Linked DNA regions of Homo sapiens: region 1 is linked to region 2. Evidence: read pairs that join two places in POLR2A ChIA-PET (ENCODE). Cell type or tissue: PC-9. All regions are shown on one strand. Region 1 overlaps LAMB4 (laminin subunit beta 4). Region 2 overlaps LAMB1 (laminin subunit beta 1).

Region 1 (2,500 bases), 180 kb after region 2:
TCAGTGGGTCTGGAGAAAAGAAGGTAAAATTTGTAATGGTTTTTTTTTTTCCTTTTTTTAAGACAGTGTCTCACTCTGTTGCCCAGGCTGGAGTACAGTGGTGCAATGGTGGACCAGTGCAGCCTCAGCCTCCTGGATTCAAGCTGATTCTCCCACCTCAGCCTCCCCAGTAGCAGAGACTATAGGCATGTGCCAGCATACCCAGCTAATTTTTATTTTTTGTAGAGATGGAATCTCATTGTGTTGTAAGATGGACAACAGTATTTTTAATTACTGCATAGTATTAGTCTGAATGTAGAAACTAGAATTGATTTAATGAATTCTCTATTGGTTGATGTGTACTTGGTTTATAATATTTTCCTATTATAAATATTTCTGCTAAATCTTTGTTTATAGCCTTATTCACTATGATATAGTAAATGGAGCAGAAATAATGAGCCAAAGAGTATATGTGTGTGTGCATATAACCATATATGTATATAAAGATTGTATATATATACACATACACACACATGCATATATACAAATATACATATGTATATGTGTGTATAAAGCTTTTGATGTCACTGTCAAACTACCATGCAGAAAGTTTGTTCCAATTTACACTCTTATAACCAGACTGTGAGCACTGCTAACATGAGCCCTTACCAACATGGAGTATTATTTTTAAATATCTGTCAGTTTAAAAGGCAAAAAAAAAACAACCTCATTATAATTTATTTGAATAGTAGGAAATATAAAACCTCTTTCACGTATTTTCAAGTGAGACTATTTTTTCACATTCTACCTTCGAGGCTTTTCCTTGTGAATCCGTTACCCTCCTACTCCCATATTCCCAGTCCCTGCACATGCACAGTCCCTGCGCTCCAGCCTTAGCACTCCAGTTTCTGTTTTCTGAACCTTCTTTGCACGCTGTTTCCTTTGCCTTGAATGTCACCCTCCTAAGCCCAAATGTCAGCCTCCCTATGAAGTCTTTTTAGGGTGTTTTGCAATGCCTGATTTTAGGCAAATATCCCATTCTGTGATTCAGGCTCTTTATGAAGCCTAGGGTTCACTTTGGAAGTCCAATGCTGGAAAGTGACTCACTGAGAAACAGTCCTCCCATAGTAGCTCCATCAGAATGAGCTCTACCTGTTGGAAAAGTCTGCAATCTTGGGCTAATGGCCTCATACAAAACCTTGTGAAGACCTATAGGAGAATCCAGGTTACAGCTATAGGAAGGTCCATTCTGTATAGGCCACCCGAACCTGCACAGGCACTTTTCTAGGTGGTACTTTCTTACTGCTTTTTTCTCACAGGCAAGTCAGGAGCTTGGCTTCTGTTCAGCCGCCCAGATATACTTCTGATAAATGAAATATCTAATCCTGATGCTGTCCTGTATTTAGAACTGCCCGTGTGCTTCATTCTGTCTGGAAATGCAAAATGATTGGCATTATGGGCATTTAATAAGAATGGGCATTATTAGCAAAGTTTGAAAGTATGATTCTCTATAACCAAAGAAACTGAATTCAGTGAGATGACAATCTCTGTGAATAGCCTACGATTCATGGCTTGTAATGATCTAGGCTCTGAGTTGCTGGGGTAAAGTGCTACATAGGATATATCATGGCATTCCTGCTTCTCTCCAGTGGAGAACCTATTCACAGGGCAGAGTCCAAAGCAAAAGACTGTTTCCAGCTACAAATGATGGGCTAATCTTTTCCTACATCGGACAGGTGGGAGTGAGGCAGACTGCCGAATTCCCAGGACTCAGATTTAGAAAGACAGGAGGTGGAACTGTAATGCTGAACGCAGGAGTAAAAGAACAAGCGGAATGCCTTTTGCAGAGCATTTGGGGGAACAAAGCTTCCTCAGTATCACAGTTCACCACATTTCTATGATAAAAATGACCTGCTGAAAATTTCTTCAGTCCATATGGGAATTCTCTTCAAGCAACAATAAAGGTCATGGTACAAAGACTACTGGACTTCCCAGTGTACATCAGCCAGGTTTAAAAATGACCTGCCCCAAAGGAGCAGCAGGAGGAGTCAGAAACAGATCCCAAATTGAACTAGAAGAGATACAATTTCCTTATTGATAATTGGTTAAGGATTATCACAGTTGCTATGTGAAGAGATAAATGACAGAATCACACAGCTTGCCAATAATTCTGTTAGATCAGCAGGCCACAGCCCTGAATGCAACTGAGAATCACTTGAGAAGATATTTTTAATGACTTCCTTTTTGAAATATTTATTTTTAATTGTGGTAGAAATACACCTACATAAAATTGACCATCTTAATCATTTTTACCTGTACACTTCAGTAGTGTTAATTACATTTACATTGTGTGCAACCGATCTCCAGAACACTTTTCATCTTGCAAAGTTGAAACTTTGTATCCATTAAACAAGAAGTCTTCATGTCTCCCCGAGCCCCTGGCAGCCACCGTTCTACTTTCTGTCTCTATGGATTTGACTACTCTAAGTATCTAACATATGTAGAATCGCACAATATTTGT
Region 2 (2,500 bases):
GCCTTGGCCTCCCAAAGTGTTGGGATTACAGGCGTGAACCACCGTGCCCGGCTAACATTTTATAACTTTGAATTGCCAAAGTATGCAATGAGGTCAGTTGCCTTCACCCCAGATTTTAACACTTTGGGGAAAGGGGCTTTCTGGTCTTCCATGAAAAAAACAAAACTAAAGATAAGGTTGGAGAGATGACAATGTAGTGGGAAAACAAGGGGAAAATGAAACACCTGGATCTAGAACCTGGAAGTATCTCTTAGGGTATTTTCACTTATGCTCACTTGGAGCTTCCAATGCTTCCAGAGGGCTTGAAAAATACTTTTTCTTGCTGGTGTGAGCTGACTGGGTATCATTATTAGGGTCACGAATACGAATGATGTATACATATAAATGCAGAGAGGACTGGAAAGATTCCTATCAAGCTGAGTAAAAAGAGGAGTATACTGGGTGAGGAGATGAGAAGGGACTTTGTTTTCTTCTAATACAGGAGTACCAATTGCTTGAAGTGAATGTGGGCAGTCTGGCTCCAGGACCTACACTCTTGGCTATGGGACCTCTTCATCTGTCTGCATCCCTGCTGCCCTCGTGCCACCGGGATTGGCCAGCATAATAGGCAAACCATAAAGCCATGTGATCTTTGTAGTTCCTCCATTAACTAAATTTCTATGATTATCTTACAGAAAAAAAAAGGAAATGCCAAAGGGAGGAGTAAAAAGGAACAGACATATCCAGTTTCAATACATTCTCCTTAAACCAGGTTTCCTTGCAGAATACTTAGTTTCTGTTTTTTATCGGTTGTTTGCTTTTCCTGATGAAAAGTTTCTTACGTAATGAGCTGACCTTTCTTCTGGATGAAAGGAACAAAGAAGTTGGCGAACAATGATGCCATGAATCTCACTCTTTGCAGAGTTTCTAAAACAGGATCTAACTTTTGACCCAAACAAGTTGACAAGGTTTCTATAAGTCACAATTTCCCTGGCAGATTTAGAGGCGAAAGTTTAAAGAAAAGATAAAAGGGTAAGGAGTAAAGTTCTAAGGACCACATGAACAATTCTCTGATTGACTCTGACTCTGGGTAGCAGGCCTTTCCTGCTAACAAAGCTAAGATGGAGCCAAAGGTCAGAAAGCTTTGGCAGAGAAAGCTATTTTGCCAATGACACATGCTGACAGAATCAGGGTATGTGCAACGATAGAGCCATTATCTGGAAAAAATCAAGCCTTGGGGCATTACAAGTTTGAGGAATTTAACAGAGTAGTGATTAGAGCCCTGGAAAAAACAGATTTTAAGCAGAGTTTTACTTTCAAGAGACATCTTGGAGAAACTGGTCCACTGGATTTCAATACCTTCTAATGGAAGAGGGGATGTCAGATCTCATTAAGAACCAAATTTGGAGAATGATGAAAGAAAAGTACCTGTTTATTGACATAGCAAACATTATCCCCACTGTGAAACAAACCTTAATCTAAGAGGTCCATACAAACCCTTCTGGCTAAGCCTCAACTTAAAAAACAAATCATATCTAATTTGTTCTGGTCTTGCCCACTGACCTTTTTCTGCTGTTAAGGAACACATGGGTTTGCACCCTGAAGGAACACAGTTTCTAGGTTCCTGACCTTCTGTAGGAGATATTGAATGAGTTGCCAACTTGAAGATCTGTATTATTTCTTGCTGTAGTTGTGTCCAAAAAAAGAAAACGGTCATTTTAAAAATTTAAGAGTCCTGGCCAGGCACAGTGGCTCACACCTGTAATTCTAGAACTTTGGGAGGCCGAGGCGGGTGAATCATGAGGTCAGGAGTTTGAGACCAGCCTGACCAATATGGTGAAACCCCATCTCTACTAAAAATACAAAAATTAGCCGGGCGTGGTGGCGCTTGCCTGTAACTCCAGTTATTTGGGAGGCTGAGGCAGGAGAATCGCTTGAACCCAGGAGGTGGAGGTTGCAGTAAGCCGAGATTATGCCACTGCATTCCGGCCTAGGTGACAGAGCGAGACTCCGTCTCAAAAAAAAAAAAAATTCAAGAGTCCAACAGAGACCTATAATTTCAGATGTGCAACAAATATACGAAAGAGCACTTAAGAAACTACAGAAAATTTTTATCCATAATGATCAATTAAAAACAGGGAAGAAAATCAAGTAGGAAAGAAAGAATATAAAAACAGAGTTGCAACAGCCTATTCAGTCTTTTCCATATTTTGACTTTAAGATCTGAAAAATAATTTTCCAGGTCAAAAAAACTGCAATACCATAAAAATCAAGCAATCCTGATGATTCACATAATTTTAACAAGTTTTTGTTTGTAAGAAAATGTCATTTCCATCTTTTTTTGTTTGTTTGTTTAATCATAAGCTTAGGTGAAAATCTGGGTTTTATTCACATTAAACTGACTTGGAGCCCCTGACCTTGGAGCCCTTTGTTGTGCACGAAGTCTCCATGACATTGCCCTCCAGTTTTCACTGGTGGGGATGTTATCTTACACACATACGCCAAGAGCTTAAACTGTCAA

What was found. Peaks named below come from ENCODE experiments on the same cell type or tissue, not always from the same donor. Only the 100,000 strongest peaks of a DNase experiment are listed, where the experiment ranks them.
Region 1: POLR2A ChIA-PET joins it to region 2 with 8 read pairs; 3 of 35 experiments call an interaction of 5 or more read pairs at or near these places.

Annotation. Positions count from the first base shown.
Region 1 is chr7:108,123,974-108,126,473 of GRCh38, forward strand. The region is part of intron 1 of LAMB4 (laminin subunit beta 4); the gene reads right to left. Among named protein-coding and RNA genes, the nearest start is that of LAMB4, 5.1 kb to the right of the region's middle. In PC-9, no CTCF peak of the experiment used is centred here; no DNase peak of the experiment used is centred here.
Region 2 is chr7:107,948,234-107,950,733 of GRCh38, forward strand. All of the region lies in intron 24 of LAMB1 (laminin subunit beta 1), which reads right to left. Among named protein-coding and RNA genes, the nearest start is that of LAMB1, 54 kb to the right of the region's middle. RefSeq lists an enhancer at 1-214. In PC-9, no CTCF peak of the experiment used is centred here; DNase peaks (open chromatin) are centred at 808 and 1,138; H3K4me3 peaks cover 909 bases; H3K27ac peaks cover 2,500 bases.